Regions from separate parts of the Mus musculus genome. Here region 2 is linked to region 1. Evidence: chromatin loops called from intact Hi-C (ENCODE). Cell type or tissue: left cerebral cortex. All regions are shown on one strand. Each heading gives the region's core, and the rest is flanking DNA. Links, peaks and the distances in the headings are about the cores only.

What was found. A loop is a pair of places that touch in the nucleus more often than their neighbours do. Peaks named below come from ENCODE experiments on the same cell type or tissue, not always from the same donor. Only the 100,000 strongest peaks of a DNase experiment are listed, where the experiment ranks them.
Region 2: it touches region 1 in a loop (2.3-fold over the local background); 8 of 42 quality-filtered maps call a loop at or near these places.

The regions. Positions count from the first base shown.
Region 1 is chr15:85,318,444-85,328,073 of GRCm38, forward strand. No RefSeq gene overlaps it. Among named protein-coding and RNA genes, the nearest start is that of Gm34337, 10 kb to the left of the region's middle. In left cerebral cortex, for the core only: no CTCF peak of the experiment used is centred there; DNase peaks (open chromatin) are centred at 3,829 and 6,179.
Region 2 is chr15:85,369,083-85,378,712 of GRCm38, forward strand. Atxn10 (ataxin 10) reads left to right here. Exons shown (of 12, transcript NM_016843.4): 4 at 6,240-6,336; 5 at 7,462-7,620. Among named protein-coding and RNA genes, the nearest start is that of Gm23517, 23 kb to the left of the region's middle. In left cerebral cortex, for the core only: CTCF peaks have their summits at 4,392 (motif pointing right) and 7,775; DNase peaks (open chromatin) are centred at 4,216 and 8,032.

The DNA of each region.
Region 1 (9,630 bases), core at 825-8,824:
ATGGTATACAGTGTATCTGTGCTGTATGGTATACAGTGTATCTGTGCTGTATGGTATACAGTGTATCTGTGCTGTATGGTATACAATGTATCCACACTCTATGTGTTACCTTTCCCTTAGTTCCTCAGAAGGCTTCTCTGTTATCCTAGCAGCCCCTTCCCTTTCACAATGCCTGTTAGAGTAGCCTGTAGATATGGTCCAGCACCATGCTAATGCCTAAGTCATTGTCACTCTGTCTTCTGATATAGGCATTGTATCATCTCACAGCATAGCAACTGTATGTAGATTGATATAGTATAATAACATATTTTGTGAGAAAGTTCATAATTACATAATTTTATTATAGCAAATTGTTGTAATTTGTTCTTTTTTTTTTTTTTTCTTTTTTTTTTTTTGTCAAAGCAGGGCCTTGCTGCATAGTTCTGGTTATTGTGGAACTCACTACATAGATACACTGGACTCACACTGTGGCAATCCTCCTGCCTCCGCATCCTCAGTACTGGTATTACAGGCACATGCCATCATACTTGATTTTTTAAAAAAATTTTATTGTTGGTAATTCCTTACCGTATTATAAGCTTTATCAAAGGTACATGTATATTATATATGTAGATAGACACACACATATAGAAGGATAGTATGGAATGGAGGGTTGGTACTGATTGTGGCCTCAAACATTTGCTGGGGGGGGGCATGGTACATCTCTTACAGATAAGAATGGCTATAGCATCTGCTGTATTGTATGCCAGGCATAGTAACAATGGCTAATTTCAACCAGTATTGCTAATGACCCATTAGGTACTGTTTTCTTTGCTTAATTGATGCTGAGAGATATGACTTTCCCAGGCTCCCTACCCCTCCCCACCCTACCCTCTATGAGTGGCAGAGCCAGGCTGGAAACCATTTGTGTGTGACTGCAGAACTGTGTGCTTCTGTTTGCTCTGAGGGGTCCTGCCAGCCTGTTCGGGTGACTTCTGTCAATCAAATGTTTCTTTACCTTCTCTGGTTAGGTGTGTGATGTCACTTCCTGGAGGCAGATTTCCCCTTTGAATGTTTAGGAATGGCGTGGACATAGGCTGGAGCCAGTTCAGTGGTGAGCACTGAACCAGTGTGCATAGGCACTGGAGGTGGGTGGGAAGGAGAAAGAAGATACTGTTATGGGCAAAATAATTCACTAGAATTCATGATTGACCAGATGGTGGGAGCAAGGCCAGCAAAGAAGAGTGAGTGACATAAAAATTGGCCATTGGCTGCCAGGCATGGTGGCGCACGCCTTTAATCTCAGCACTCGGGCGGTAGAGGCAGGCGGATTTCTGAGTTCGAAGCCAGCCTGGTCTACAAAGTGAGTTCCAGGACAGCCAGGGCTACACAGAGAAACCCTGTCTCGAAAAACAACAACAACAACAACAAAAAAAAAAAACCCAAAAAACAAAAAATGAAAAATGGGCATTGGGAAGTAGATGAATGAGAAGGTTAGAAAGGAACGGGCCCAGTATAAAAATAAGTTGTGTTTGAGAAAGGTCTTGTAGTGAAAAACATGGTTTACTCATCAGTAAGACAGCAGGACATCAAAGGACAGAGGGAGGGTGAGAAGCCATCTGTGAGTCACCCTGCCCTCCCTAAGGCCTGCAGAGGGGGCTGCAGATCTGTGCACCCTTCCCACACCTCCCTGCCTGACCTTCACCTCCACTGCACTGTGGCTGCCCGCTGCCTGGCCCTGTCATCACCAGAGATTTCCAACTCTTCTCTGAGATCCCACTCCCTGACCACAGCTTCCAAGCCTGCCAGGCCTCTCACGCCTCCGGCTGGCCAGTCCCTTGACCTCATCCTGATCCCAGCTTCTTGGATTTTCCCATGGCATTGGCTCCTATGGCTCGCCGCTGCCGCCTCCTCCTCCGGACCTTCCAACCAGGGCATCGTGTCAGCCTTCTCTTGCCAGTGCTCCCAACTGCTTGGCCCTTGTGCTTCCTGTTTTGCTCCCCAGGCTGAGGCAGGGATTTCACAGCACCTGTCTCCTTCACCCCCTTGCCAGCCTCCATGCACCCATGGGAGACAGCCCACACACATGATACCCAGAGTCGGCTGCTGGCTCCACAGCATCCTCTCCCTGAATCTTTCTCTAACCTGCAACGTCTCCTCCCAAGTGGCTCTGTCTTCTAGTTCATGGTGGGGGAATCCTGGTTGGGCAGGTACAGAGTCCCTGACTGTTTCTACCTAGGAGTGCACATCCTATGGACACACTCCATGAGGTATCCCATCACACACACACACACACACACACACACACACACACACACACACATCACACACATATCACACACACACACACATATACACATATACACACACATACACACACATACATACACACACACAAACACACACACACACATACACACACATACATACACACACACAAACACACACACAAACACATACATACACACACACACACACCCCACATCCCCATCTTGCAGATGACATGTCTGAGGCTGAGGTTCTGTGATAATGGAGGGACTTGCCTGACATCCACAGATCGTTTGTGGTGTGTGTTGGTTTTGGTTTTTGGCTTTTCGAGACAGAATTTCTCTGTGTCGCCCTGGCTTTCCTGGAATTCAATTTGTAGACCAGGCTGGCCTCGAACTCAGAGGTCTGCCTGCCTGTGCCTTCTGAGTCCTGGGATTAAAGATGTGAGCCACCATGCCTACCAAGCATTGTGCTCTAAGTGTGCTCTTGACTTTCAGAGCCAGGCATTGTGCTGGATGGCACGTCTATCGCAGGGTACTAGTTACTTTTCTCGTTGATAGGACAAAACAGCTGAAAAGGGGCAAGTTAGGGGAGGAAGGGTTTGTGTCTGTTATAGTTTGAGGGGACACAGTCTACCACGGCAGGAGAGGCAGGGCAGCGGGAGAAGGAAGCAGCTGCTCACATCACAGTCACATCCACAGTCAGGAACTCGAGAGAAATGAATGCTGGTACTCTGCTCATCTCTCTTTTTATTCAGTGTAAGGGTCTAGCCAATGGGATGTTGCTGGCCACCTCCAGTAACATTCACAGCTAAACCTCTCTGGAAACATTCTCACAGCGATACCCAGAGGTGTGTTTCTATGGGGTCTTAGTTGGGATCACTATTGCTGAGATGAAACAGTCCAACCAAAAGCAACTTGGGGAAGAAGAGGTTTATTTCACTCAGTGTTCCATATAATGGCTCATCGGAAGCAGTGAGGGCGGGAACTCATGCAGGCAGGAGCCCAGAGGCAGATGCAGAGGCAGAGGCTATGGAAGAGTGCTGCTTACTGGCTTGCTTTTTATGGCTTGCTCAGCCAGATTTCTCCCTTCCTTCCTTCCTTCCTTCCTTCCTTCCTTCCTTCCTTCCTTCCTTCCTCCCTCCCTCCCTCCCTCCCTCCCTTCCTTCCTTCCTTCCTTCCTTCTTTCCTTTCTTTCCTTCTCCATTAAAAAAAAGATTTATTTATTTAATTTATGTATATGAGCACAGTCACTGTCTTCAGACACACCAGAAGAGGGCATCGGATCCCATTACAGATGGTTGTGAGCTACCATGTGGTTTCTGGGACTTGAACTCAGGACCTCTAGAAGAGCAGCCTTAACTTCTGAGCCATCTCTCCAGCCCTCAGCCCGACATTTTTTTTATGGAATCCAGGACCACCTCTATGGCACCACCCATAATGAGCCGTGCCCTCCCCCACTAACCGCTAATTATGAAAATGCCTTTCAGGCTTGTCTGCCTACAGCCTGATCTTATGGAGACATTATCTTAACTGAGATTCCCTCCTCGCAGATGGCTATAGCTTGCGTGTCAAGTTGACAGAAAACTAGCCAGCACACATGGCGATTCTAAATTTGTCAAGTTGACAGTGGAGATTAACCATGCTCTGCAAGGGCGCCGGGTGTTCACTACTTAGCATCTCCCAGGCCCTGATCTATTTCTTGGTGCTGAATCTCTTTTGATTTTTGTTTTTAAGCTTCACTCTTATCTTGTAACCCCAGTCAGATCTCAGACTATATGTATGGTCATCAGATGGAAGAAGTGTCAACCATCTTACATTTTAGAAAGACAGACAGTGGGCTGGAGAGATGGCTCAGTGGTTAAGAGCATTGACTGCTCTTCTGGAGGTCCTGAGTTCAAATCCCAGCAACCACATGGTGGCTCACAACCATCTGTAATGGGATCTGATGCCCTCTTCTGGGTTCTGAAGACAGCCACAGTGTATGTACATATAATAAATAAATAAATCTTTAAAAAAAGACAGAAAGACAGACAGACAGTAAACAATTACCACTTAAATAACTGCAGAGGGTGTAAGCGCCACCAACGGGAAGCAGAGACCAGAGACTGAGAATTTGGAGCAGAGTGGCCCCAATAAGGCCATCAACAGGATCCTCAGCAGGAACAGGGCACTCTGCCCTTACCTGTCTCCCCCCCCCCCCAATTCAATAGGAGACATTTCCACCAATGCCAGGGCTATGCATTTGCCCATGTTGTAGCAGCCATTCTTACCAAGTGAGGAACAAGGCTCTCAGGGTTAGGTGATGAATTAAAGTGTTGAGGTTTGGTCTGTTGCTATATGTCGCAATGCTGAATACTGGCCCTGCTTGAGAAAATCCTCACATAGACCCAAGTGATGCTACGTGACCTCATTCAAAGTTATCCCTGATTGGTGAATAAAGATGCCTACGCCTATAGCTGGGCAAGAAGATAGGCAGAGTTTCAGTTCCCAGGCTTGGGGTCTGAGACAGAGACTACGAGGGGGAGAGAGAATGTGGAGAGAGGAGAAGACACCATGAGAACTGATAGTAGTCTCACAAAATCAGTGGTCATGTGGCAGGAGTGGAGTCCTGCCTGGGCCCCAACACGCTGATGACCTCACACTATCGCTGTCCTTTGGCCACTGAGGAATATTCAGTGCTCTCTCTCAGTCTGTTTCCTCAAACTCCACAGTTATCTAGATCAAAGGAAGGTCACTTGCTGACAAGGAAGGCAAGTGGCCAAAGTGATCTGCTGTCTTTGGCTGTGTCCAGCCCTCCTGTGTTGAACACTCTCTGACAGTACGAACCAGGATCCTTTCTCTCTTTTCAAAAGATTTGTTTTATGTTCATATACATTATGTGTATATGTGTTTATTCATGCGACTGAAGGTGCCCATGGAGTCCAGAAGGGGCCATTGTTTCCAGAAGTGGAATCACAGATGGTCATGAGCCACCATGTGGGTGCTGGGAACCAATCTCCAGTGCTCAGCAAGAGCAGCACGTGTTCTTACCTGCTCAGGGTCTTTTTGGCCCCATATTTTTCTTGGTGCTCTTTTTTATTTTTATTATTTTTTAGCTTCCTTTGTATCTTCCTTCCTAGTCAGACCTCCGTCCTCCAGTGTCTTCTATTTCCACCTTCTGACTGGATCACTTGCCACTGCTCCTGAGTCCATCTATGGTCCAATCTTGGAATGCTTCTCTTTCCACTAATGTGGTCAGGAGCACTCATCAGGAGCACTCATCACTACTACTCCCCTGAAGAGTTCAACTCATCGCCATTGTCTTTCTTTCTTTTCTTTTTTTGTTTTTTGGGGTTTTTTTGTTGTTGTTGTTGTTTTTTGTTTTTTGTCTTTTGAGACAGGGTTTCTCTGTGTAGTCCTGGCTGTCCTGGAACTCACTTTGTAGACCAGGCTGGCCTCGAACTCAGAAATCTGCCTGCCTCTGCCTCCGGAGACCTGGGATTAAAGGCATGCGCCACCCACCCCCCACCCCCCACCCCCGGCGCCATTGTCTTTCTAAATTGTTCCAGAGTGAGGCTTTGATATAGCACATTCCATTCCCAACTTAAACTCACCTGCCCAGTGTGGCAGGTGAGATAATGTCACCCAAGTGTCCCTCACTCTAGATTCTATATCTGTGACTATGTCAGATTTAATATGTCAGATTGCAGGTGGAAAATCAAGGGTCTTCCCCAAGCTGGTCTTGAGATGGGAGCTGTCCTTGAATGACCCTGATGGACACAGAATTGACCACTGGGTCTTCCTAAGTAAAAGTGGGAGGCAGGAGAGTGTTCAAGTCAGAAAAGGAGATGTAACCATGGAAACTGAAGAACAGGAGGATAGCAGTATGAGAAGGCAGATCTTTAGCCCTGCCTTTCTGTCTCTGAAGTTACAAGAAGAAGCTAAGAGCCAAGCAGTTGTGAGTGGGCCCTGATCTGAAAAAAGCATAGACATGTGTTCTCTCACAGAGACCCCAGAAGGCATCAGCCTTGTAAACACTTTGATTCTAGTTCAGTGAAACTTATTTCAATCTTCTAAATTACAGAAGGGTAAGATACTAAATTCTCTGGTATTTATATTATGTGTGGTGAGTATGGGTGTTTCTTTCGTCTGCAGTTATACGTGTGCACCACATGTATTCCTGGGATCCCCAGAGGCCAGAAGATGTTACATTCCCTGGGACTGGGATTATAGACAGTTGAGAGCTGTGATGTGGGTGCTGGGAATTGCACGCCAGTCCTCTGGAAGGGCAGCAAATGCTCTTAACTGCTAACCCATCTTTCCAGACCCAAGGCACATATTTGAATCAACCCTGTTTGAGTTCTTTTTTTTTTTTTTTTTTTTTTTTTTTACAGTAGCTGTCATAAAATACTGCTCCAAAGGATCCTGGAGCCCAAGTGTGTTCTTTGTCTTCTTCTGATCTTAAGGGATTTCTACCTGTGTGGTCATATGTCACAAGAACTTAGGGACATGCCAGCAATGGTGGGTGATATGAATCTGGACCACTGACTTGTGCTGCGTGCTTTTGTTCTAGAGCTTCCTGGCACTGCACCCCAGAGGAAGTTCTTTCATCCCAAAATGAACACTGTTTCATCATAATGGTTCTGATGGCCACACAGACACTTGAGGTCCTGGCCAGGGGTTCAGTCTGTCTTTACAAGGGCCAGTAAAAAGCCAGGAGATTCTGTTTTCTTTAGATGTTTAATGACATGCTGTGTGTGTATGTGTGTGTGTACATTTTTTCATAATATTTTTGTTGATCATTTGGAAGTTCTACATTTTGAACTCTGAGTACGCTCACCTCCCAGTTCTCCCAGGTCCGCCCCCCACAGCCCTGTGACCCATGCACCCCCAAAAAACAAAGAGGATGAGGAAGAAGGGGGGGAGGAGGAGGAAGAGGAAGAAGAGGAAGAGGAAGAAGGAAAAGAAGGAGAAGGAGGAGGAGGAGAAGAAGAGGAAGAAAACAAAGCAAAATAAAACAAAACAACAAAAATCGAGTCTAATTTATGTTGCCCATATACTCACTGCAGCACTGTCAAACTCCTGGTGACCAGTCTCTCAATGAAAAACGGAGTCCTTCCCTCCCCCACCCCCCAGAACCCATCAACGGTGGAGAACTATATACTTAACAATTTATAAACAACGTAGCACAACTTCCATGAGTTCTCTTCTGTGGCCTGTTTTGTGGTGCACGCGCGGGCGTGCGTGTGTGCGTGTGTGCATGTGTGCGTGTGCATGTGCTTGTGTGTGTGTGTGTGTGTGCGCGCGCGCGCGTGTGCATGTGTGTGAGACAGGCTCTCATTATGCACCGTTGGCTGGGCTAGAACTTGGTATGTAGACGAAGCTGGCCTCAAACTCACAGAGATCTGCTTGCCTCTGCACCTCAAGCATTGGGATTAAAGCTGGGTGCCATCAGGTTTGACAAGGTTGGTAACTTTGGTAACGTTTAAGATGGACATGGTGACTTACTTAGAAGGCGAAGGTACGAAGATTAGGAGTTCAAGGCCACCTTGGGCTACAAGCGACCTTGTCTAGAGAAACAAAAAACAAAAACACATTTGTGATTTCTTTTTGTTTATTTATTTTTGCAGACCATCTCTTTTTGTTCAATTCCTGTTTCTGCTCCCAACTCTAGGAAAATACAGAATTTTTTTTCTTTTTTGCCTGTATTTCTTTCCTTTTCTGGAGATTTCATAGAAACAGTCTTTGCTATGATGTCTTTCCCTTACCACAATGTTTTCGAGGTCCATCGCCATTGTATGTATTCTCACTAGCATTGTTTAGAAGTCTAACTTCTAGTTCTGAGTCGTCTCCAGAGGTGCCCCGGGTTGCTGCACCTCCCTGCTATCTTTGTCTGGATTGGTGGGTTCTCAGTACACACACAGCTCAATCCTCAGCCCGAGATCACATAGTTTCTTGGTGGCCTCTGGAGTCTCCCGGAGTCTTGGCCAGCTTAGCTCTTAGCTTGGGAAGTTCCAGCTACACAGGTTTGCTACCTGTGACCCTGGACTCTTTGACTCATGAGTTTGTCTCACTGTCTTTGGTGACAGCATTCTTCCTACGTGAGTCCAGACAGAAATCTGCCTCTCAGATGTCTGCTTACTTGGGGATTCTGGCTAGGGGTGTCTGTTAGTCAGTGCCTGGAAGCGGTTTACAGCAAAGACGCAGGTCTGTTTGTAATACACTAGGGCCAGATACACTTTGTTGCTGTTTTTTTTTCACTACCTATTATTTTTTTATTGTTTTTTACTTATTTTTTTAGTGTAAAATAAGGTTTATTTAGGGCATGGAAAAGGGAGTTGTTTAGAAGGGAGTAGAGACAGAGAAAGACACAGGGGGAGAGGGCAGGGGAGGGGAGGAGAGGCTGGCCAGGAACTCCTGGAGAGAGAGGGGGGAGGGGAAGGAGAGTGAGGGAGAAAGAGATCAGGGAGAGAAGAGAGTCAGAGAGAAGGGGCAGAGAGCGCTCACTAACTATTATTTATGTAAAATCAGGTTTTCATTTTTAAAAAGAATTATGTATTGTCTCATGTATATGAGTACACTGTAGCTGTCTTCAGACACACCAGAAGAAGGCATGGGATGGTGATAAGTCACCACCATGTGGTTGCTGGGAATTGAACTCAGGGCCTCTGGAAGAGGAGCCAGTGCTCTTAATCACGGAGTCAACTCTCTAGTCCCAGGTTCTCCTTTGTAAAGTGCACGGCTTGGTAGATTTTCTGCTAACGGCTATCACAATCATGGCAGACCAGTTGTGATTCTAAAACGCTGCCCTTCTTACTGTTTTGGGGCAGTCTTTCTATGCAATGCAGGCTGGCCTTGAACCCACAGTGCCCTCCTACCTCAGACTCCCAAGTGCTGAGGGCTTTGCCCTTCACATTCCAGCCTCTCTCTGGTTCCATCCTCGTCTGTAACGTCACTATAACTTCACACCATGAACTGAGTTGTGTGGGATTTACACGGCTTGCATCTTCACACAGTGAAATCCCACAGCACACTCTCCCTTCCTGTCTGCGCCATTTGATTCCCCATAATTGATTTCGGGATTCGCTCACATTGTTATGTTGACATTTTGTTTCTCTTTATCCCTGAGCAGCCTCCTGCTGCATGGACATACTGCCATTTGTTTGTCCATACATCCCCGGGTCCCTTCCTGTGATGCTAATGGTTTGCTGTCCTCGCAGGGCTTCAGTTGGCTACTTCCTCCTCCAGCCGGGATGGTCTTCACGCCTCCCTGTTTCCTGTCGCGTGGGTCTGTTGGTGGTTATTTATGGTTTACAGCACATGGGAGATCTCAGTGCGATATTTTGGTTTCTAGTATTTCTGCCTTAAATGCAGCCTACTTGAATTGTCACTCCCTTAAAAA
Region 2 (9,630 bases), core at 936-8,935, 51 kb after region 1:
TTTTATTCCCACTTCCCAAATGACCAATGACGGTGAGCGTTTTCTAGTGTGTATGGGCATTTATACTAGAGAAGTGTTTGTTTGAATTCTTTGTTCAGTTTCTTTTTTCTTTTTTAATTTCTTGTGGTTGTGTTTTACTGTTGAGTTGTAGACGTTACTTGAGTAATATATTGCAGACAGTAGGGATTATGTGAAATCTGCAGATGAACTTGGGGAGAGTTGCCATCTTGACAATATTGGGTCTCCTAGTCCATGAAATGGGTGGGGGCATTTCTATCTAAAAAGTTTCAGCTGTGTCCATTTTAAGTTGCTGACCTGTATTCTGTGGCGGGACTGAAAAGAGGCAAGGAGAAAAAGGGAAATGAGCCGTATTTCTCACCGCCTTTTGGGAAGGGGCTGATAGGAAAGCTCCTGGGTTTTATTTGGAATTCAGCAGTGACATTTGCACTAAATGAGAACCTCAGAACTTACTTCCATAGTGAGTGCCTTCGTTCAAACCTATGAAATAGCATTGTAGAAAGTATTTTGCTTTCACTATCTCTTAATACTTTCTCTGAGAACCTTATTTTAGGGAGACTGTTGTCAGGGAAACTGTGCCAGTTTTTTGTTACTGCTTCTGAGGTAAGAACTGTAATTATATTGTCAAAATAATATTTAGAGTATTATTTTCAGGCAATAATTGCAGTGGTCTGACAAATATATTATGGTCATCAAATTTTATGTAAACATAAGTATGAGTTATTTTAATTGAGCTATTGATGTTGTTTTTGGCATATATTCTTTCCTAATCTGTAAAAATAATGCTGGCATTTTTTAGGGGCTTTGCACTGTTCTTAGTGTTTACATAAAGATCAGTTGACAGGCTGTTGGTTAAAGTAAACTGTTCTTTCACTTGCCTGCAGATTCCTTGCCTGTGCCTAGGCTGTCTGTAATTCTGCTTGCCCAGAGTCGTGTTTTGGGTTTTCAGAGGTTTTTGTTGCCTTAAAAAAAAAAAAAAAAGAACCTGAGGAATTGTTGGGCTGCTCCGCTGTCAGGCCAGAGTGTCAGGCCTTTCACTCTCAACATTTAAACTCGAGTGTTAATGTTCTGAAGTATTTAGTAGAACTATTAGTATCTTTTAAACTTATGGCTTATCTGGGAAACAGTTGGCACTTTTGTATTATAAACATTCAATAAGCACTTAGTATGGACTAATTTTTTTAAAAAGAAAATTAGCTTTATTTATGTAATATAAAAAAGTTGATTGTAGTGTTAGAGTTTGCCAAATGTTTTCCACTCTGAATGCTTTACAAGAGTATTTACATACAAACATAATAAAACAGAGTCCACCACATGGCTCCTGGTCTAATCAGTTTTTCTTAATTCTGACCACACCTGTCCCTGCATTTTGTAAATTTTAACCGGAAGCTGCATCATTCTGACACAGTGGTCAGTTCACACAGAACAATACTGAAGGGGAGGGAAAATAATCGTAAACAGCCAAAAATTATTTTCTACCAGTATGACTTTATCATTATATTTTTATATTAAAATACATTCTGTGTTAAAAAAGTATTTGTATTCACTGAAGTTCTAAATTTGTTGTACTAAGTCTGACATTCATATAACCCCAAATCGATATAGACATGACTCTATATTAAGCTTTCAATATGAATGATTTCCACAAATAAAAAAACAAAACAAAAGGAACAGAGGTAACAGAAAATCCATCTGAGGGTGATCGTTCTATATTCTACATAAAAGCATCTTGTGTGATCTCAGCATAGACTCACTTAAAAGATAGAATCATGAGACCACAGCCTCAAGCCACACAGTAGGGCTGAAACTGTCTCTCCTATTATAAGTTGGGTAATTCTAGATTTGGTTCTTTGTTTGAGACAGGGTTTCTCTGTGTAGCCCTGGCTGTCCTGGAACTCACTCTGTAGACCAGGCTGGCCTTGAACTCACAGAGATCCACTTGTCTGTCTCCTGAGTGATGGGATTAGAGGCATGAGCCTGGCTTAGGTCTAGTTATTAAAGAGTGTTGCAATCACTTATTTATTGTTGGCATTATTATTGTTAGTTAGTTTGTTAATTTATTTTTTGAGAGAAGTCCTATCGTGTGGTCACAGCTGGTCTGGAACTCACTCAGTAGACCAGGCTAGGTGGAACTTTGATGACCATCCAGTCTCAGTCTCCTCAGGTGAGTGCCACCCTCCCCTGCTCTAATTATTGATGTTGCTTGAGAAATGCAACACAGTTTGATACGACCACTGAGTAAGGCAGGAATCCATGTATAAAGTGGGATGTGGTGTAAGCGCAGATACTTTATAATACAGTGATAGACAGACTGTTAGAGGAAATCCCTTCATTTTCAAAGCAGTGGATTGCTTAGTAAATTTGGGTCTTCGGCACTTTCTTGAAATGCCTGGCAAGAATTCTGACAGTTCCATGGTCTTAGTAAATGGAAACAAAATAAAACCAGAATTACCAAGAACGTTAAGTTTCGGTCCCTCCTGAAATGAGAACAAGCGACAGGATCTCCGAGTGCACTTGTGCCTCACGTCCCACTTTTGGTATGGACTAATTTGTAAGGACTCAGAGTGGACAGAAGAAAATAAAATTCTAAGAACAGGCTATGAGAAGCCCTTGAATTTAATTCTTTCTTTATTCAGTATTTTTATCTATTGGTATAAACTTGAATCTTGTGTTCAGTTTCCTTAAATTATATTAAATTATTTAGTTTTGGGGTGCTGGCTGCTAGCATTGCTGATGCAGTGCTTTGTGGGAGCTGGGCCTGGAGAAACTGTCCCTAGAGCAGAGCAGAGCAGAGGAGGGCGTCCAGTAAGTCTCGGGGACACTGCTGGCAGCAGGAGTGTCTTGAGAGCACCCCCCTATCTTTCCATTTTTGGATCTTGTCAGATATTTTTCTCCATAAAGCTTTTTTATTTCCCTGTTTTTCTGTTGTCTTATCTGTCTTTTAAAAATGGTTTGTAGCCAGGTGGAACGGCTCATACTTTTAATCTCAGCACTTGGGAGGCAGAGACAGAGGCAGGTGGATCTCTGTGAGTTCTGAGGCCAGCCTGGTCTACGTAGTGAGTTCCAGGACAGCCAGGACTACACAGTGAGACCCTGTCTCAAGAAGAAACAAAAGAAAAACAAAGGTTTATTAGGAGCTCTTTGAATATGCTGTGAGTCTGAAGGTAGTTGTGTATTTTATCTTCCTATTTTGTGGTAATATTTCTGTTTTTTTTTTTTTTTGGTTTTTGGTTTTTGGTTTTTGGAGACATGGTTTCTCTGTGTAGCTGGCTAGCCTGGAACTAGAACTCACTCTATAGACCAGGCTGGCCTCAAACTCAGAAATCTGCCTGCCTCTGCCTCCTAAGTGCTGGGACTAAAGGCATGCTCCACCACTGCCCGGCAATATTTCTGTTTTTATTGCATGGTGTCATCTGAGAAAAAGTGTTACTATATTTAAAATTTATTAATATTTAAAAACTGTCCAGTGTTTTTAAATATTTTGACTTTGGTGCGTATGTTCAGATCAGTGGCTAGAATGGGATTTTCTGTCCTGTGTGAGGAAGTACAGCATTGTCAGGGTTTCTGTGCCGATACCTGGGCACCCCACTGCTAATTCTCATATAGAACATCGCTTATTTAATGACTGGCTGCCAATACTCTTCTTAGTATTGGTTCCAGTCAAGTTCTTGTTCTAGTCCACTGCTCTGTTTAGTTCTTTCTGTCTTGGTTCCACCCTGTTGTACCTACCGTTAACTGAACTAGCCGGTCGTAGTCTGTGAGTCTGTGAGCATAGGTTCTCTTTTTACTTTCCGACAGTGTCATAGCTATTAACAGCCCTCTGTATCTTCATATACATTTTTAGAATGGCTTTACTAAGTTTCCAACAAATATTGCACATCAAGCAGGATGTGCAGTGATAAGTGTGTGTGTGTGTGTGTGTACTCTCTTCTACTTGGATCTAGACCGACAGTTACATTTAACCTCTTTATAGAAGCTGAGTCACATGCTCTGCCTAGTCCTTTCCTTACTTAGTTGTACTTCAACACCTCCATCTTATTTTGTAATTCCTTCTTAGATAGTGTACTCATCACTGTCACTCATATTTTGGCACTTAAAAACACTTTCCTTTTAGATTTGCTTGTATGCCTTTTGCCTGCATGTATCTGTGTACCACATGGAGGATGTCCAAGCCCCTGGAACTAGAGTTGTAGGTGGCCACCAGCTGCCATGTGGGTGCTGGGAACCCTGGATCCTCTACAAGAGCAGCTAGTGCTCATAACTGCTGGGCAGCTCTCCAGCCCCATATATTGGTACTTTTAAAAAAAGATTTATTTATTTATTATATGTGTCTATACTGTAGCTGTCTTCAGACACTCCAGAAGAGGGCATCATATTTTATTATGGATGGTTGTGAGCCACCATGTGGTTGCTGGTGGGATTTGAACTCAGGACCTTCAGAAGAGCAGTCAGTGTTCTTAACCGCTGAGCCATCTCTCCAGCCCATGGTACTTTCATAAATGGTGTCCTTGCCCTGGTCCCATGTCATCCTCCCCTCTTACTGGAGGTTGAGACCTGAGCCCAGGATCTTGGCAAGGGTATCACTCTTTGTATCCCTTAGCCCGATGTCTTTATGCTTGATTGTTTCCTGAATGTAGAACTATGGTTTGTTTTTTTCTTTAATACTGACTTTGGTGAAGCAACATTTGTAAGCTTTTCTTAAAATTTGTATATTTTCTTATTTAAAAAAAAAACCTTTCGGGCTGGAGAGATTACTCAGCAGTGACTGCTCTTCCGAAGGTCCCGAGTTCAAATCCCAGCAACCACATGGTGGCTCACAACCATCTGTAATGAGATCTGACAACCTCTTCTGGTGTGTCTGAAGACAGCTACAGTGTACTTACATATAATAAGTAAATCTTAAAAAATAACTTTCAAATAAATAAGCGTTTTCAAGAATGCAGACAACGTACGAATTTAAATATCCTACAAGCATTAGCCTTTCGTTGGTAGTGTGGGATATGATCGTTTGATTTGTTTGGTTTTTTTTTTTTTTAGCTCTTGGGTCTTTTGTCTTGCTGGCAGTGATACTTTTGTACTCTTCATAAATGGTGATTGCAAATTCCTTAGCTTTCTCTTTCAAAAAAGACTACTTGTCACTATGTGTGGCCATTATTAATTCTAAAGTGCACTGTAGACTTTTTGTTTATTCCTATTTTTAGGCTAAAGCAGCCCCTGAATGGAGGTCCTTGGTAATTTTCAGCCTCTGCCTTAATTGCACGAATATCACTTTCATGTGTGTCTTGATACTTTGTTAATGATGTTGCTGTGACCTTATGTGTTTCACTTGTGAGAAATTGGCGAACTGTTTTCCCAAGTGACTGTACCATGTCCCCTTCTTGCCTGAAGTAAGTGGAGTCCGTGTTCCACCACTCCCTAGCCTTTGCTGTGGTCACTTTCCAAACTTTGGGCCAGACTGGTCTTGTCATGGTTTTTGTTTGTTTGTTTGTTTGTTTTGTTTTTTGAGACAGGGTTTCTCTGTATAGCCCTGGCTGCCCTGGAACTCACTTTGTAGACCAGGCTGGCCTTGAACTCAGAAATCCGCCTGCCTCTGCCTCCTGAGTGGGCATGTTTTTTATTAGCATGATCCTCCTGTCTCAGCATCTGGAGGTGCCTTGATTACAGACATGTGCAGACGTGATCTAATTTGTAGTCATCTTTTAATTGGAGCACATATTCCAATGATATTTCATGTAATTATATTTGAGTTTATAATCTTTTAGAAGTTAATTTCATGTAGTGTTGTTTTGATGAGGCATATTAATTTTATGCTTAGAATTTCTTTTTCTTTTCTTTTTTCTTTTTTTTCCAAGATAGGGTTTCTCTGTATAGTCCGGGCTGTCCTAGAACTCACTCTGTAGACCAGGCCTGCCTCTGCCTCCCAAGTGCTGGGATTAAAGGCGTGCGCCACCACTGCCCTGCTCATGCTTAGAATTTCATTGTGGAGTGAGACTATTAGACAATCAATCTATCAGTCAGTCACTTTCTTCCTCTCTCTTCTCCCCTCCCATCTCTCCTTCTTCCCCTTCATGCCTCTCTCCCTCCACCCTCTTCTTCCCCTCTTTTGTCTCTCCTCTCCCTCTCTCCCCAGTTCTATAACATTGGAAATGTTTCTTACTAAGATGTATTTATTCACTATGTTGAGTCTGTTATCTTCAGCTTTTACTTTTTTATATTCCTAGCTTTTCGATGTGGCCTGCAGTTTTTAGGCAACGTTGCCTCACGAAATGAAGAATCCCAGTCCATTGTTTGGGTCCACGCCTTCCCAGAACTCTTCATGTGAGTATGATGTTAGGATTTTTTTCTATTGACTTCTGAAAAGATCATGGTTATAGTTCCATTTATATGAAGTTCAAAGGCAGGAGAAACAAGACTGCAGGAGTCAGCTCTCTGCTTTCACCCTTGCTGGGTTCTGGAGACTGAGCTCAGGTCACCAGGCTTGGCCGCAGAGACACCCTGACTGGCTGAGTGATCTCAGTGGCCCACATCATGCTTTTTTAACAACAGGGTCTCACTTTGTAACTCTGGTTGCCTGGTCTAGAACTTGATATGTTGACCAGGCTAGGCCTTGTAACTTACAAGAGAGCCACCTGCCTTTGTCTCCTGAGTACTGCCATTAGTAGTGTATATCACCATGCCTGAGTCGTGAAGTTAACGCGAGGACAAAACCCAAATGTTGGGATGAGCCATGACATAATTCATAATTAGTAAGTAACTCACTAAGTAGGTGATAGGCTCTAGGAATTGTGTTATGACTCTTGACTCCAAGTTCTTCTGTTTGAAATCTGTCCCTTATGACCATGATGTACATGCTTATAATCTTTTTACAATTTTCAACTGTTTGTTCTTTCTAACAAGAATAAACATCTTTAATGCTTTGGAAATGTGATCATTTTTATTTTTTCTCTATTCAAATGTTAGTTTCAATTATGAGTCCTAAGTCAAATGTAACTTTTTATTGTCTTTTTTGAGATTTATCCTTACTTATAATTGTGTGTGTGTGTGTGTGTGTGTGTGTGTGTGTGTGTGTGTGAGTAAATGTCCGTAGGTGCATAGTATGTAGGAGCAAAGTTGCTCTCAGCCAAGCCTGTTAGTTCCCTTGGAGCCTGAGTTACAGGCAGCTGTAAGCCGCCATGGGTACCTGCTAGGAACCTTGGATCCTTTGCATGAACAATTTATGCTTTTAATCACAGAACCGTCTCTCCAGTCCCATTTTATCGTATCTTACTGTTGTATTTACTGTTTTTATAGCCAAAGATTATGCTTTTTTCCACAGCATTATTACCTTTATTATATCCTAAAATATCAATGCAAACTAACTTTGCTAAGGATTATCATTATTAATGTCACAATCATATTTACCATGTAGATACTTGGACCAAGTGTCTCATCTTTGTTTGGCAGGTCTTGCTTGAACCATCCAGACAAAAAGATTGTTGCCTACTGTTCCATGATTCTGTTCACATCTCTTAATGCTGAAAGGATGAAAGACCTGGAAGAGAACCTCAATATTGCAATTAACGTCATAGAAGCTCACCAAAAGCACCCGGCGTCAGAGTGGCCGTGAGTATCCTGCTAGGAATTAGATTGCTTTAAGGACATCCTTACAATCGTTTTCCTTATGAGGTTTGGTAATAGATTGAGCCAGGGTTTGCTGTGTTCTCTAGGCTGGGTTTGAAGTTTCGCTCCTCTGCCTCAGCCTCCTAGTGGCTGAGATTATCACCACCTCTGGCTTATTCCAACCACTAATGTATTGATTTGTTTACTTCTTGTGATGTGGAGGAATTGAGTTCACATCGACAAGTGCTCCCCCACTGAGCCACAATCTCAACCCCTTTGTAGAAGTTTTAAGTAAAAAGTTGAGGCCTGATAGTTGTTTTGAGGATGTGAAAGAGATACAGCTTGAGCTTGGCAAACTTGAAGTATAGGATAGGGTGGTGGGGGCAGTTTTGATGTGTGAATGAACATGGTAGAAATGACTCAGCCCATTTGGAGACCGCTGTGACCTCAGCAGATGGTTCATTAGAGATCAGAAGTTGGTATATGTCAGTATTATGTAAACGAGACACTTGTTGCTGTCCACATTCTCTCTCCAGACAGAGCGTCTGATTTCTCTCTGGTTTCTTTTAGATTTCTTTCCGTTGTTTTTTAGGAGTTAATGTCATCTCAGCATAGGTTTTTTTTTTTTTGGAGTTTGTTCCTTTTGGGATCCTCCCAACTTCTTGAGTCTGTAGGTGTGCTGGTTCATTTTTGTCAGCTCTACACAAGCATAGACCTTGGCTGGAAAGAAGGACTCTCAACCAAGGAATTGCCTCTGCAGGCCTGTCCTGTCTGCAGGGGATTTTCTTGATTGCTAATTGATGAAGACAAGGGCTCAGTCCACTGTTGGTGGAGCTATCCCTGGGCAGCTGGGCCTGGACTTTATAAGAAATGTAGTTGAGCAAGCCCGGGAGCCGTGTTCCTCCATGGAACTGTCCCAGTGCCTGCCTTGAGCTACTGCACTGCACTGGCATCCTTGGTTGATGGACCTGGAAGCTGCTGCGTAAACCCCTTCCTAGTCCACATTGGTTTTGGTCTATCACAGCACCAGAAAGCAAACAAGGATAGTGGATGTTTGTCTTTCTTGAACTTGTGTTATGTTTTCAGAAGTATCTGATGGAATATTTTTTTAATCCCCTGTCCTTTGACCTTTCTTTCAGGACTCAGTGTCAGAAATACACAGGTCAAGGTGGTGGCCTGCTTTTCCAGCCTAGTAAAGATAATGGGTGCAACAGCCACTGTAGCTTAGATAGTTTGTTACTTACAGGCACAGGCTGCTTTTACCTTGTGAGCGTGGGAAGAACAAAGGACCCTGAAATACCTCTGAGTATCTGTCTCACAGTATCCTGCCATAGGAAAGAGCCTCTCCCCTTCTCTCAGGCCCATCATCACAGGGTGTCAGTATACTCAGATGAGCCGCTTCTCAGGCTTTGCCTGTGTGGCTGCGTGGGAGGATACAGACAGTCCAGGTGCTCTGCTGGAGCCGTTTCCCTCCCTGTATTCTCCGAGCGTTCAGTAGTCACCCTTGGTTGGTGTCCTCAGGATGTGCCACCTTGCTGTTTGAGAGTTCCCCACTGGGAGGTGGGGCTCACCAATTAGAAGAGGTTGGCCGGCCAGCAACCCTGGGGAATCTACCCTGTTTTTACCTTTCCAGTGCTAGGATAATAAATTATACCATTACACACCTTTTTCTTATTTATCTATTCATTTCTTTTCCACATACCTTTTCTTGGGTGTTAGGGATTGAGCCCAATTTGAGCTTGGGCTGCGAGTACTTTACTCACTGACCATCTCAGCCAGTGTCCTACACTCCTGAGGATACAGATGCCCATGATCTTGTTTGTTTAATCTCTCTCTTAATGCCAGCATTGATGTAATGCCAGTGTTAGTTTTAATGTTATGGTCTTGATTAGCATAAATTTTGAAGCCTGAAACTGAGGCATCCTATGCTCCTTATCAAGATTTATGTCTCTTGCATTCCTATGTGAATAATAGGACCATCATTTTAGTTTTAAAAACAGACTTTTCCATGAA